Regions from separate parts of the Mus musculus genome. Here region 1 is linked to region 2. A link is a loop called in an ENCODE intact Hi-C map of the cell type or tissue named here. Cell type or tissue: gastrocnemius. All regions are shown on one strand.

Region 1 (8,000 bases), 340 kb after region 2:
TTTCTTGGATAACTTGTTTTGGATATTAATTTTGGAGTTTGTGTTACTTTGTCTTTCTCAGTCAATGTTCAAGCAGCCCAGCATGAAGCTCAGGCTCCATCCTTCCATCTCTTAAAACCTTGGTGCTCTGTGGTTGGGGCAGGACCAGAGGACTGGAGGCCGGGAGGACTGGAAGACCGGAGGACTGGAGGCCGGGAGGACCGGAAGACCGGAGGACTGGAGGCCGGGAGGACCGGAAGACCAGAGGAGTGGAGGACTGGAGGACGGGAGGAGGGCCACGTTAGAAATTGCATCTAAACCCTCGCAGTGGCATCTGGGTATGTGCTCGTGTTTGACACCGCTTGCTGTCTTTGCCTCAATCTCATGTCACCCTGAGATGGGACTTTCAAATGCTGTTTGTGCTGGCACATCACAGGGTGCCCCAGGTCCCTGCCCCAACCCCAACAGAAGAAAGTCATTGGCAGATTAATTTCAATGAAGATGAATCAATAATTTATGCTGGTGGTTTTCCTCATGCAGCAAAGTGGCCCATTTTGATATGATCCGACAGGGTCATGCATACCTTGGTTTAATTAAACCCAATACAGAAAATTAAAAGAAGAAAAAAAAATCCTCCCAGCAATTGGCCCCAAAAGCCTCCATCCAACAGATGATGAAGAGGAATAGGGGATCTGGGAGGGGCGTGGGGTTGTAAGCAGAAAGTCCGATTCAGCAGCTGCTTGAGAGGAATATAAATATCGTATTGGCATCTTCTCACTATGTGGCCTTTAAGAGGCCAGGCTGGCTGAGGTGTCAGGTGATGGATTGTCTTCAGGAGGCAGCACCATGTCTAGAAGCTGCTTAGCTCTCCTTGAGGAAGGTGCCACATCCTTAGAGAGAGTATCAGAAGCAACAGGGATTGCTTGTCTCATGGGTCTTCCATGAGCATCAGGGAGACCTTAAATGCGAGACCACAGTCACAGTGAGCCCTCCCAAGTCCTCCCACCAGGCTCTCTGCAACATTAGTTTTCGTCGTCAATCATCCCTCTAGCCAGGGCAACCCAACATTGCAGCCTTTGGGCCTTCTCCCTGTACCCTAGACCACCACAGACACCAAGACATCCGGGATTCCTAAAACACATGGAACCCCATTTGCCATTCTCTTGGTGACCATATTGCTGCAGACCCCAGACTGAAGCTTTTTCTCTGGCTTAGGGAGCTATAGAAACTGAGTCACCAAACACATAAGTGAATGTGCTCACAGTCAGCTATTGGATGGATCACAGGACCCCCAATGGAGGAGCTAGAGAACGTATCCAAGGAGCTAAAGGGATCTGCAACCCTATAGGTGCAACAACATTATGAACTAACCAGTACCCCAGAGCTCGTGTCTCTAGCTGCATATGTATCAAAAGATGGCCTAGTCAGCCATCACTGGAAAGAGAGGCCCATTGGACTTGCAAACTTTATATGCCCCAGTACAGGGGAACACCTGGGCCAAAAAGTGGGAGTGGGTGGGTAGGGGAGTGGGGGGGGAGGGTATGGGGGACTTTTGGGATAGCATTGGAAATGTAATTGAGGAAAATATCTAATAAAAATTAAAATAAATAAATAAATAAATAAATAAAGAACCAGAATAACATTAGAAAAAGAAAGAAAGAAAGAAAGAAAGAAAGAAAGAAAGAAAGAAACTGAGTCACAAAACTGAAGGAGGGAACTCAAGTGAGCAGCTGCCATGATGGAAGAAACTGAGATGAAGACAATTCAGAACCTGTACTTGAAGGATAGAAGGACCTTTAAGTTCGCCTCTGAGCAGTTGCAGAAGCTAAGAAAGTGCTTCGAGACAGACCGTTACCCTAAGGAGGAAACTCTGCAGGCCTTGGCTGAGGAACTCAAACTGCGGAAAGAAGTCATCAGATACTGGTTCTTCAAGCAGCATCAAAGAGAAATGAAGAGGAAGCTGGGGGTTTTTTGGCTTCAAGGCTTGGGGAAGACTCAGATCCTGCTACTCATCAAGAGTGACCACCAGGCAGAAGAAATCCAAGGAGCCCTCTCAAAATGACCCTGGACTCCCCGAAGCATTGGAATCCTTGAAGAGGCTCACAGTCTCCTGGGTACCAAAGCAGAGATGGCATGTCACAGGATCGCTGACTCCCGAGCATATCCAGGGAGTCTGCTCTGTTTGTTAAAGTTTTTCCAAATTCCTTGCTGGGGCAGGGGATGTTGGTTTTTTATGTCTATCCATGGTACATTAATAATAAGCTATTGCTACAAAACAAAAATGACTGCTGTAAACAGAAACAAAAGAAAAAGAAAAAGAAAAAGAAAAAGAAAAAGAAACTGAGTCACAGAATGTGACCTCAGCTGTACTCCAAAGCCCTCTAGGCAATTACTTGATCACAGAACAGGCTAGCATGTCTCTGTTCAGCCATGGACTGCCTAGACTCCCCACCAATCAGAGGTGGCTTGTATGAGGTGCTCCGGGTAAGGTCATGGTGACTAGCAACATTGTAGCCGCTTTAGATTGTGTAGGCAGCTGAAGGGCTCACCTAGGGTTAGCCCCCTAGGAAGACACACTTATATCACTTTCCTGAGCTGCTGCCTCCAACCACTCAGCCTGGATCCTTCACTTCTCCAGCCCTCTGGCCTCCCTGTCTTCCTGTGAAGGACACCACCTGGGCTCCATCACTGGGGTACAGGGTGGTACAGGGCCAGCCTCCATGTTCCATGGGCTCCTTTAGTGCCCTTTAAGGAGCAGAGCCAGGCACTCCTGTTGCTCAGACCTCTCTACCAGTCTTCTCCACTGGCTCTTTGATTCTTTTATTATGCTAAAATATGCATAACTACATAACTTTTGTTGTCTTCAGGGCGTGGTTTGGGTGACTTGAAGCACACAGAGCGCCATCACTGTGCCGCAGTCACTGGCATCCATCTCTAGGACACTTCTTTCTCCCCAGTGCTTCCCACAAACATCAGCCCCTCCTCCCAGCCTCAGCTCTGTTTGAACTTGACTCTCAAAGGTCCCTCGCCTGGATGGACCTGTCGCTTAACCTTTACTCACTGGCTAGTTCTCACTTAGCACAATGTCCACATATGCTCACCGGTGTTGGAGCATATGTCATCACGTCTTTCCTTCTTCTCCAGGGTGAGTGACATTCTACCGTGTAGGTGTCCACTTTTCACCCAGCGATCGATCTGAGGTGAGTGGGTGGGTGGGCACTTCTCCTGGGCTACATTGCTGCTGCCGCTGTGGGGTTGGGGTGTCAAGTCCCTGCATCCTTCTTCAGTCCTTGCTTGCTGCCAAGAATAGCTGCTCATCTTTCCCAGTTCTAGGCTGCGTTCAATTTTTAAGTATTTATTTATTTGTGTGTACATATGTGTGGGGGTGGTGAGTGCATTGGCCACAGCAGGTGAGTGGAGATCAAAAGATGACTGTTGGGAGTCCCGGTCTCTCCTTCTACCATGTGGGGCGGCAAGCACCCACACCCAATGCCTTCCAAAGCATGTGGGTGGGAGGAGATTCAGAGAGCATCTTGTGGAAGCTGGTTGCCTCCTTCCACCATGGGGTGGGGTGGGGGTCCTGGGAATTGAACCCAGGTCATAAGGCTTAGCAGCATCCCAGGAGCCACAGCTGTCTAGGAGCCCTGGTCCTGGATTGCCACCACCCACTTTTAGAGTGTGCCTCCCTACTTCAATTAACAATAAATATGTCCCTTACAGGCACGCCCAGAGGCTTGCATCTGACGGGAGTCCGGAGCCTGCCAGTTGACAACAGTAACTGTGACAGTTGTTTCTGGTTTGTTTTTTATGTACAACTTGGTGTGAAACTTGCTTTTCCTGGGAGCCTGTTGTAACATTCCATTCCATAAATCTTTTTTACTAACTTCTAAAACGTAATGTTTTGTGAAGGATGACTGAGAGCTAGCCTCCCTGGGCCCACTTCCTATGTTCTCTGACTCTCCCCACCCCCGCCCCCAGTCATTCTCTGGCTCGCTCTGGCTCTCTCCTTGGGCCCTTTCTTGGCATGTGCCTTTTCCCCTGGCCCCTTTCTCTAGGCAGGCTCCCACTCTGGGATCTCTCCCTCTGTGAACTGTCCGCCCCCACCCCCATGTTTTTGCTTTGGGCTCTTTTGATGGACAGCCTCACTGCAGCCCCCCACACACCTTTTCTCTGCTATGGCTAGTGCTGTCTCACCACAGATACCTTCCCATTATCTGAGCTATTTCCACCCATCAGTTTTCTCTTTGGTTTTCAGACCCTCTAATCCTTCCACAGGCATCTTTATCTCTGAGGTATGTTTAGGGATGGTCTGCCTCCAGGACACTGAGGTTATCCTAGCTGATACTATTTTAGTTGACAGTGGTGGGTTGATTGGGGGGGGGGCTTTACGTCTGGATTTACTTCTTGTTCTGTGGATCAGTTTGCCAGTCACTCAATGTCCTTGTGGCATTGGCCTCACAACATGTCTGAGTCTGGTGGTGTGGCAGCAGCAGCCTTGAGATCTATTTGGTTCTCATTTCCTTTCTGAATCAGCTTATCAAAGTCTAGGAAAAACCTGGGGCTGGAAAGGCTGCTCAGTGATTAGAGCACTGGCTGCTTTTGTAGAGGACCCAGTTTCCCCCGTACCCACATGGCAGCTCATGATTGGTTTTAACTCCAGCTCCAGGAGACCTGGAGCCCCCTTCTGGCTACTGTTGGTACTGCATGCATACATAAAAATAAAGGTATTTTTCTAAAAAAAGGAAAAACCTATTGACTGTAAAGAGCATATGCAGCCTTCCTGTTCATGAGCATGGTATGCCTCTGCTTTAATTTACATTCATTTCTCCCAGTGACATCGAGTAGCTTTGGGTGTCTACAACTCTTGACACAGTGATACTTACAGTTACCACACAGTGAAGTGTCTCTGGCTCGGCCCATGGCCTCTCCCAGAGGCTGAGGGTAGATGTGTGACTCAGTGAGTAATGGGGAAGTGAGAGTGGTCTGGAGACAGAAGGTGGTGCCAACAGTGTGCACATGCTTAATGCCAAGAAAACATGAGCTAAGGTAAGGTTAATGTGCGTCTTTGCCTGGCAAGGTGGTCTACACCTATAATCCCAGCACTGGGGAGTTAGAGGCAGGAAAGCAGGAGCTCAGGGCCAGCCTGGGCTACATGAGATCTCATCTGAGAAAAGCAAACAAGTTTGATGTTGTGTTTGATGTTGTATGCTCTTCCCACACTCGCTAACTCTGGGAGGCTGTCTCTGCTCGTGCTGCCGTGGGCCTAGAAAACAGGCTATGAGCTGATCTCTGAATGCAGGGACTGGGGGATGAAGCTTTTCACGTTTATTTTGCCTTTTTGTTTTTGTACAGTTTGTTTGTTTGCTTGTTTGTTTGTTTGTTTGTGGCAGGGCCTCACTACATAGCCCTGACTGGCCTGAAATTTAAAATGCTGCCAGGCTGGGTGTAACTCACGGTCCCTTGCTGCTTCACTCTTTCTATCTCCTGAGTTCGGGGATTAAAGGTGCCCACAACTATGCCCAGCCTTCTGGCCTTTTCTTTTCTATTTTCCTTCTTTTCTTAAGGTTTATTTTCATTTGTGTGGGGGTGTGGGGATGTATATGCAACAGCTGTCCACGGAGGCCAGAAGAGAGTCTCAGGTCCCCTGCAGCTGCAGTCATAGGCAGTTGTGATCTACCTGGGTGCTGGGAACTGAACTGTGGTCCTCCGTAAGAGCAGCAACGATTCTTAACCACGGCTCATCACTCCAGCCCCTCTGAAAGAGAAGCTGAAAGCTGAAAGCTTCTCTGTGTTTCTCTGCTTTCGTGTGTGTGTGTGTGTGTGTGTGTGTGTGTGTGTGTGTTTGTGTGTGTGTGTGTATGTGTGTGTGTGTGTGTTTAGGGAGCTTGAAACACACACACACTTCTTCCCCTCAAGACAGGGTTTCTCTGTATAGTCCTGGTTGTCCTGGGATCCACTCTGTAAACCAGGCTGGCCTTGAACTCAGAGATCTGCCCCCATGCCCAACTCAGACATGCATAATATTGAAAAAAAAAAAAACCTTAAATACAGAAAAGTGAGGAGAACAATAAAACATTGATGTATGTATTACTTTTGCAGCTTCAAAAAAAATCTATACTATGAGAAAAAAAATCAATGTTCTCAACCAAAACAAAAATGAAAAAAAGGAACAACGTAATTATTTGAAAAATACCCCTGGCTAAGCTTCAGTCAGAAAGTCAGGGGCAGAGTCGGGTTCCCCCTCCCCCACCCTCCCAGCACCTGTCCCTAGCCAGACAGTGGCTAGTGGGGCCACTTTAGGAAGACTGGATGGATCTTCGATCAGCCTTGACCCCCAACCCTGAGTCCATTACAGGCAGACACTACTCTTTTAAATCTATAGGATGGGCACTGTCCTGCATCCTACAGTTCCTTGTATTTGGGAAGCCAAGAGTTCAAAGCCAGCTTGAGCAATGTAGCAAGACTCCAGAAGGAAAAAAAAGCAACAGCAACAACAAAAACTGGAGGAGAGAGAAGGAAGGGAAAGGAGGCGGTTCTGGGCGGTTCTGGGCAGTTCTACTCTTGCTGGTTTTGGGAGCCTGATCTCCACGTACTAAGTCATCATGTCTAAACAGCATCTCAAACAAGTATCAAATGCGTTTTTGTGCTTCTTATTAGTTTGGATCCTGCTCCATGCTTCAGCCAAAGTCTGTAGTTCTAAGGCCCTGCCTAAGGCTACACCCCAAGACAGGGAACCCTCATCCCTGGAGAGCCAAGCAGGATGGGGACACGCAACCCAAGTATTGACTCTGATACACAAACCAGGGCTCAACCGCACATGGAGCAAAGAGTGAAGCACTTTTTCTGGGGCGTCTCGACCTTGTATTCTCTCTCTCTCTCTCTCTCTCTCTCTCTCTCTCTCTCTCTCTCTCTCTGTGTGTGTGTGTGTGTGTGTGTGTGTGTGTGTGTGTGTGTGTGTGTGTGTGTATTTGTGTCTCTGTCTCTCTGTCTTTCTCTGTCTCTGTCTCTATCAGTCTGTCTGCCTCCCCCACCCGTGTGTGCGTGTGTGTGTGTGTGTGTGTGTGTGTGTGTGTGTGTGTGTGTGCGTGCATGTGTGTTGCATGCCTGTATGAAGGCATATATGTTCCTGAGCAGGCAGCGTGAAGAGGCCAGGGTTGCACTGGCATGCCTTCCTTAACTAGTCTCTACCTTATTTTAGACTTTGTTTTTACAGGGGTGCACGAGTGTATGCCCTAGTGCATGTGTAGAGGTCAGAGGAGAACTTGTGGGAGCCGGTCCTTTCTGTCACCATATGGCTCCTGGGGATGGACGCCAGTCATCAGGCATGGCCCCAACTGTCCTCACCTGCTGAGCCATCCTGCCAACCTTTGTTTTTTTTTTTTTTTTTTTTTTTTTTTAAAGATTTATTTATTATTATACATGAATACACTGTAGCTGTCTTCAGACGCACCAGAAGAGGGTGTCAGATCTCATTATGGGTGGTTGTGAGCCACCATGTGGTTGCTGGGATTTGAACTCAGGACCTTCGGAAGAGCAGTCAGTGCTCTTATCCACTGAGCCATCTTGCCAGCCCCAACCTTTGTTTTTTGAGACAAAGTCTTTCATTAACCACCACTAGCTGGCCATCGAGCCCCAGGATCCATCAGTCTCCACCCCACCCTCAGCACTAAAGCTACAGATTTTTACCCCACAAGCTTCGCTTATTGCTTATTCATGGTTGCTGGGAATCCAAACTCATGTCCTCCTGCTGCCTAGCACTTCACCCACTGGGCCATTTCGCCAGCCTATAACCTTGGTCTTATTGGAGGGGAGTAGGGTGCCGGCTGCAGAGCCAACCACATGCTCCAGGGATCCCTGCTAGCTGTGTGTGCTGAGGTGGCCTGAGAGGTCCCTTGGCGACCCACTGGGAGGAGATGATAGGTTAATGTCCTCGCCCATCTGAGTCATCACCTCTCTTCAGGGGCCGAATTCTCCAATCCCTGGGGCCTCCTTTGCTCCCCCACACCTTCTCGGTAGCAACA
Region 2 (8,000 bases):
ATCTTTTCCTCTCCAGGTGACTTTAGGTCTCCGGTGCTTTATCACAGCCTCAGAAAGGAAACCAGGACGAGATACTGTGACAGTAATGTTATCTGTCAGCCTGACAGGTTCTAGAATCACCTGGGGGCTCTGGGGATGCCTGTGGGGTTGATCTGGATTGCATTAATTGAAATGGAGGGAGCAGCCCACTCTGGGTGGCGTCATTCCCTGGCTGCGATCCTGGAGAAAGGGAGCTGAGCTGTAGCATGCTTTTGTCTTATTTCTCTCTGCTTCCTGACTGAATGTCACGTGACCAGCTGCCTCGACTTCCCTGCCATCGTGCACTGTCCTCTTGACCCGTGGATCAGAATCAAACGTCTCTTCCATAAGTTGTTCTTGTCAGTGTGCTGTCCCAGCAGCAGAAAAGACACAAGATAGATGTCATCATACACACTGTCCTGCAGCTGGCCCTCATTGCAGCTCTGAGCTACGGGAGGGGGGGTGTCACAAAGAAGCCAGCTCACCCCTCCAAAGGCACAGAAGTGGATGACAGGCACTAGCTGGCATTGTAGGTTCTTCTTGGGGACACTGGACCCTAGGAAATCCATATAAAGGAGGGTCTCATGTCTGAGCCTCTTTGGCCAAACATGTTCTAACACCCCAAACAACCCAACTCACAGTGCACACCAGCATACCAAAGTCTTGTACAAGTCCTCCAGGAAAGAAATCTGTTTGACTTTGACAGAAATTTGTTTGCAAAGTGTATCTGACCTCCAAAGCTTTCTTTTTTTTTTTTCTTTTTATTCTTGTGAATTTTTATTTAACACCCTGCTGAGCTAGCTGGAGAGGAACACCCAGTTGTAGAGAGCCAGGCGTATATTCCACACCTCTGGCCTGAGGAGGGGCTATTTTTAGACATCAGCTACGTAGAGAAAAGATTGCCATCAACTTTGGGTGATAATGTTGACCTTGGCTTATTAAAAATGCATAAAAGATCAGCTGGATCTGAGAAGCAGATTGTGTCCATGCTAACAGGAAGGCTGGCTGTTAGAACCCAGTGGCCTGGGTGGCACAGGAGGGCAAGTCCCTCCCTGACCTTGGCTCTGCTCAGGTCCCACCCTGGCAGCCCCAACCCTTCCCTATTTCTGCCAGAACACAGAAGGCATCTTGATCTTATCAGTGCCATGAAGACCTGGAGCGCCTTGGCTGATGTAAGGCGGCTATCCATCTACTAGTGGTCCATATCATCCAAGCTAATGGCAGAGGCTCCATATTCTCTTGATTTTGCAAGTACTTCTGGATGACATTGCATCTCTGTGTTGGGGTACAGTGGAGGAACTTCACTGGCTCATCTCCTCCTTCACTCTCTGTGGTGGTTTATGTATGTTTGGCCCAGGGAGTGGCACTATTAGGAGGTGTGGCCTTGTTGGAGAAAGTGTGTCATGGTGGGTGTGGGCTTTAAGACCCTTGTCCTAACTACATGGGAGCCAGTCTTCTAGTCTTCAGATGAAGATGTAGAACACTCAGCTCCTCCTGCACCATGCCTGTCCGGATGCTGCCATGCTTCTGCCTTGATGATAATGGACTAAACCTCTGAACCTGTAAGCCAGCCCCAATTAAATGTTGTCCTTATGAGAGTTGCCTTGATCATGGTGTCTGTTCACAGCAGTAAAACCCTAGCTAAGACATCTCTCTCTACCTGTGTCTAGCCTAAGTTCTGACCTTGCTATCCTCTGGGCCTTTGCCCTACTGTTTCCTCTGTCTGGCCCCTGCTTCAAGGCTCTTGACCCTTTCCCAAAGCTAACACTTTGAGGCAGAGGTGGCAAGTTGAACAACAATGTTACTTTTTCACTGAGGCACCTGGCAGCTATGACTCTCAACCACATTCCCCAAAACACTACATTCAGAGTTGTTTCCTATGGTTGGGTACATGAGGCAGTTCAGGGAGATAATGCATGAGTTTGAAGGTTAAACATAGCCCTCCTAGCTCTAGGATACACATGTAAGAGAAATTGAGCCTACTCTTGCATTATTGTACCCCAAAGCTGGGGACCACCCATACCTATTTACAGGTACTTAATGTAAATAGGCAGCATATACAGAGAATAGAGTATTATTCTGTCATAAAAGGAAGGGAATGCTGGCTCATATGCTCATGGATGAACCTTGAAAACAAGATGCTAAGCAAAGTAAGTCAGATACAATGTATAAGTTACTTGCCACTAACTGTCCTTAGAGGCCAGCCTGCTCAGACAGAAAGCAAACTAGCGGCAGTTGACTGGGCTGATGGGGAGAGAGGGGACTATGGGGCAGCAGTATTTCCTCCTAGGTGGTGAAGATGTCTGTCTTAGTAAGGGTTTCTATTCCTGCACAAACCAAGAAGCAAGTTGGGGAGGAAAGGGTTTATTCAGCTTACATTTCCAGATTGCTGCTCATCACCAAGAAAGTCAGGAATGGAACTCAAGCAGGTCAGAAAGCAGGAGCTGATGCAGAGGCCATGGAGGGATGTTACTTACTGGCTTGCTTCCCCTGGCTTGCTCAGCCTGCTGTCTTATAGAACCCAAGACTACCAGCCCAGAGATGGCACCACCCACAAGGGGCCTTTCCCCCTTGATCACTAGTTGAGAAAATGCCTTACAGTTGGATCTCATGGAGGTACTTCCCCAACTGAAGCTCCTTACTCTGTGATAACTCCAGCCTGTGTCAAGTTGACACACAAAACCAGCCAGTACAATGTCCTAAAATTTTCAGGTGTGCTGGCACACACTGTGTTCTAGGTCAGCCTGGGCTACATAGTTACATAGTGAGTTTCAGTCCAGCCGGTCTATGTAGAGAGACCTTATGGGGGGAGTTGTTTCTTTTTTCTTTTTTGTTTTTTTCCAGAGTTTCTCTGTCCTGTAATTGTTCCAACTCAGAGATCAGCCTGCCTCTGCCTCCTGAGTCCTGGGATCAAAGGCGTGTGCCACCACTGCCTGACTGAGTGTTCTTTTTGATGGTCTCATATAACCCAGGCTAGCCTCAAACTCCCTATGTAGCTGAGGTTGAAAACTTTAACATTACATTTATTTATTTTGTGTGTGCAAATGCTACGGCATATATGTGGAGGTCACGGAGCATGTGTGGAGGCCAGAGAACAGCTTTCAAAAGTCAGTTTTCTCCTTTAGCCATGTGCAACCCAGGGATGGAAGTCTCATTGTTAGGCATGGCAGGTGCCACCTCACCAGCCGGCTATGGATTTTCTACTTTTTTTCCCCTAGATTTATTTATTTTATATGAATACACTGTAACTGTCTTCAGACACACCAGAAGAGGGCATTGGATCCCATTACAGATGGTTGTGAGCCACCATGTGGTTGCTGGGAATTGAATTCAGGACCTCTGGAAGAGCAGTCAGTGCTCTTAACCACTGAGCCATCTCTCCAGCCCCCAAACCTGTTTTTCTCTAGACCTCTATGAGTTGTTAGGGGCACTGAAGCCCACTTTAAATGGGTGCATGCATTTCCGGTAGGTGAACTCCATCCAGCAGAGCTTAGGCCAGTGAATGGACAGAGTGCATGTGGGTGGGTCAGGGGAGTGACGGCGACCCCAGAATAGGCTCGCTGGCAACGTCTGCTCCATCAGAGCCTCCTTCTCTCCAGCCTTCAAAGACAGCTGGCCCTGAAGCTCCCACTTTGTGTGAGAACCACCCTATAAGCTCTTGCAACCTATTTCCACCCAAATATGCAGATGGGGAAACTGAGGCCTGGAAAGAAGTTCTGAGAGCCCTCCCACAGTGGTACATGGTACCAGGCTGGAGTCCAAACATCAGCTAGACCCGCAGCTGCTCTCCATGGCTGATCTCCCAATGCCTTAGAGTCAAGGTAGACATGGGGGGGACGCACAGCAGTGGGCAGGGCTTCTGCTCAGCCCAGGTGCATACGTTATCAGTCCGTCTGGGTTTCCGTTTGAGCATCTGTATGATGGGAACACAGATTCCCTTTATGTCTGGGTTATCAGGGAGACCAGACATCTGGGCTGTGGCCCGAGGTCTAATTGGCTCTCAGACAGACACAAGCTCCCAGAAGTGCATCTGCCCCACCCCATCCCAGTCACAGACACAGACACAGACACAGACACAGACACAGACACAGACACAGGCACAGACACAGACACAGACACAGACACAGACACAGACACAGACACAGGCACAGGCACAGGCACAGGCACAGACACAGACACAGTCACAGACACAGACACAGACACAGTCACAGTCAGACACAGACACAGACACAGACACAGACACAGACACAGACACAGACACAGACACAGACACAGACACAGACACAGACACAGACACATTCTTCCCCCAGCTCAGGCCTTTGTCCTGTGATTTTCCTTTTCTAATCTAGGAGACCCTTGGGAGATGACGTAAGGAAAATAAATAAGCAAGCACGTGAGTAACTCGAAGCCTTGCTACCCACCAGCACCTGCATTATTAACCAAATCCGGAGAATACCCACAAGGCCCCACTCCTGTGTGAGAAGGCAGGGACTCCATAGGTCAAGGCCAGCACTCAGGTCTCTGGGGGGCAGCAGAGGGCTGTGGAAGAGTTGTGAGGCCTGGCCTCTCTGAGCATGACCTCCAGGCAGGGCTCTTGTCCAGACCCTGCGGGTGGCCCAGGTCCCCAGCTACACTCTTGGCTCACATGGTTCTCCTTTATGGAGGAATCTTTTCTCCCAAGGGTCTCTTCACCGATTCTGACCTTGAAAACCAGTTCACCAGAAAACTTTGGTCCAGGCTGCCTTCCCTTCTACTAACTTCTTCTAGGCTCAGCCATCAGAATAAATTATTTAATCATGAGGAAAGGGACAGTGGGGGTGGGCCAGCCATACCTGTCCTCACCACTAGGATGACAGGGGTTAGGGGGAGGAGGGCCGCTCTCTCGATGCTGATGCAGCAACTATCTTCTGGTCCAGACCTTGGGGTTGATTTGCTGTGTGACCTTGAAGAGTTATTTCTCTGGGTCTCAGTTATGAAAGGAGTGGTTGGATCAGACCTTGGATTTTCAGTCTTGTCATTAAATTTTCCTAAGTGCCTAACATACTGCCTGGCTACTCAGGAGAGGGAGGAGGGTAGGAGCGGAGAGGGAGGAGAGGTCCCAATGCTGTGCGAACATGGTGGCCAGTGTCTGGGTAGCCAGTGGTCTGTGGACCTAGCAGCAGGATCTTACTATGGGAGAAAATAGGCAGGTCTATGGAGATAGCTGGGCTCAGGAAAGTAACATTTGCTATGGTTGACAGCCAACAAGCACAAAGGCCAGTGGGGTGAGAAAGCTGTACTTTCCAGCCTTTCCCGGTGGCCCCAAGGGACAGCCCCATATCTCAGTGGCCAGCCAGACATCAAAGCAGATGTGACTGGCTTGAGGCCTCTAGGGTCCCCTATAGGGTGGAGGACATAGCTTCTAATCTCTTGAAATCACTTCTATATGGAGCCCCGAGCCTCTGGGAAGAACACACAGGGAATGAAGACGCTGGTTGCTGGCTGCGAGCTATGAGGCATGCCTGGTCTCCTTGCTATCTAAGAGGATGGCTTCAGTCAAAGGTTTGAAGCCAGCCTCGGCAACACAGGAGGATTCTGTGTTAAAAACAACAAAAATGCAGAATTCCAGGTTGTATTTGAATTTTACATAAATAATGAATGCTTTCTGTCCACATATTTGCGCGCCAGAGACTAAGCACTATTTCTGTTCCTCTAAAGCTCGGACCTGAGATGTTCTGTTTTTCACCTGCCACCCTTGCTTACCATGTGGCCAAGACATGCCCTCTGCTCTGACCTGTGCCCCCCGCCCCCTCAGCTTCCTGTAGGGTGCACCCACTCACCTGCTAGACCTAGCCCTGATGACTCCCATAGACTGCAGGGTGTCTGTGCTCTTGCCTTCCTCGTCTTTTCTCTGGAGCTGACAGGTCCCGAGTCAGCCCCTGGAGAACATAACATTTCCAAGACAGGGCCAGGTTCACCTCCCAGGGAAGGCACACACCAGACAAGCCTAGCTCTCAGGACACGTGGCAGGCCCAGCTGGGTGTCTGACAGCCACATGGAGGACCACGGGGGCTCTGGCCTGTGCCAGGCCTGAGCGTGCCCTGCCCAGCAGGGAGGGGCAGGCGATGCCCAGGAGTTACCAGTAGGGGCACCATCTGGGCCCCAGCCTGGCACCAGTATGTCACAAAAATCGTGAGCCGGCCCTTCTCTCCTCTGGGCAAGAGAAGCGGGTGTTGGAGCGACTCCCAGACGGGAGGGCTGCAAAATGTAGGTCAGCTCCCAAGCCAGTGAGTGATGTCACCTGCTCCTTGGGGCAAAGAGGAGGCTGCAGGGAGTTTGGGTGAGCACGGAACAAGGGGTGCTGGAGATAGGCAGAATGGAGACCCAGGTCTGGCTCCCCACAAAGACTGAGCCCCAAGGGGATCATACATCTCCCAAATGGGGTGCCTGTGTGGGAAGCAGGGTGGGGTGTCTGTGTGGGAAGCAGGGGAGTGCTCATCCTGTCTTCTGAAGCAACTCACTGCAGAAAGGGTTCTGCATAAGTGGTCCCCAAAACTAGTTCTCTCCCCAAATGGCCACATGTTGTCACACAGGAGGTCAGGCAAGGCCACAGTTACGGGTTCTAACCCTGAGGATAACAAAGTTGGAAGCAAAGCTAGTGCTTTAAGGCAGCAGGCAGCGCCTTCCTCCCTCACCGAGAGGAACATTCCTCTTCTATTTGGGGAAAATCTTTTTTTTTCTTTTTTCTTTTTGTTTTGTTTTGTTTTTTTTTTTCAAGACAGGGTTTCTCTGAATAGCGAACTCAGAAATCCGCCTGCCTCTGCCTCCCAAGTGCTGGGATTTAAGGCTTGTGCCACCACTGCCCGGATGGAGAAATTTTTGATGGGCCTTTGGTTATCACAGGGCAGATTCCAACTCTACGCTGGCTGGCTAGGTGACCGCTCTGAGGGATGAAGGAAGAGTGGCCATCAGGACACTTCTTTTATGAGGTCTATAGGGGGGAGGGGTGTGGCTGGGTGGAGGGCTGGGTAGGCTTCAAGGTTGTGTTAATTCCCACCACTGTCCCAGTTTGGACCCAGGCTAATGAGACCCATGATCTGTGGCCTTGGGCCACTGGTGGGTGGGAAGTCTGCATCTTTGGTGGGATCTGTGATATTGGGGACAGGCCATCTGGACTTAAAGCAAGAGAAAAGTCAGGATTGAAGCTGAAGGACCCAAGCGGCCAGTAGGGCATTAATACATCTGTGGCCATGACCACAGCGAGCTGAAGCAAACCAGCGAGACACAAGTCTCAGGGCTGGGGGGACCTGAGACTGGGTCCAAAGAACACTGTCAATCAAGACTTGAGCGCCTGTGGAGGAGGGGGACGTTACACTGCAGGCTGAGGGGCCTGCAGTGAGCAGAAAGGCTGAGTGATGCCAAGGTAATGGGGACAGATGTGGGCTGCAGCTCCTCCTGGAGCGGATGGCCAGCAATTGAGTTAATTGGCTAAATCAAATTTGGGCTTCTGTGCAAGCCCTTTTCTATTAAGTGCCTGATATACATCACCTCTGCAGTCCCACTGATAAATCTTGTTACCCATTAGGAAGCCAGACAAAGCCTCCCGTGCTCAGATGACAGTCCCTGCAGCTGCAGCGACTGCTTCCCTTGAACCCAGCACAGTCTGCACCAACATGAGCTAACCTGCAGGTTCTCAGAGAGTGAAGTCACCTTGGGCCACTTCTCTCTGGGACCCGCAACTACCTCCTTTGTGTTTTGCCTTCCCCAGGAAGATCCTTCCCTAGATCGAAGGTTTCCTTCCCACACATGTGCACACACATGCACAGACGCACAGATATGTGCACACATATGTTTCTAAAATTCCCTTCAGGAACTTCTTCCTTCAGCTGTCCCTGTTTGACTAGTTAAAATCCTTATCCACACGGCCCCTCAAGTCAGAAACCCAGGAGTGAGAAGCCCTCCGCAGCTCACTCCCACTAACTCTTTCCATCCCACAGAAGCCG

What was found. A loop is a pair of places that touch in the nucleus more often than their neighbours do. Peaks named below come from ENCODE experiments on the same cell type or tissue, not always from the same donor. Only the 100,000 strongest peaks of a DNase experiment are listed, where the experiment ranks them.
Region 1: it touches region 2 in a loop (8-fold over the local background); 12 of 42 quality-filtered maps call a loop at or near these places.

Annotation. Positions count from the first base shown.
Region 1 is chr2:29,549,512-29,557,511 of GRCm38, forward strand. No RefSeq gene overlaps it. Among named protein-coding and RNA genes, the nearest start is that of Gm30761, 6.8 kb to the left of the region's middle. In gastrocnemius, a CTCF peak has its summit at 4,673 (motif pointing left); a DNase peak (open chromatin) is centred at 4,650.
Region 2 is chr2:29,211,945-29,219,944 of GRCm38, forward strand. All of the region lies in intron 2 of Ntng2 (netrin G2), which reads right to left. Among named protein-coding and RNA genes, the nearest start is that of Ntng2, 32 kb to the right of the region's middle. In gastrocnemius, CTCF peaks have their summits at 4,549 (motif pointing right) and 6,136; DNase peaks (open chromatin) are centred at 4,587, 4,848, 5,359 and 6,136; H3K4me3 peaks cover 2,273 bases; H3K27ac peaks cover 3,539 bases.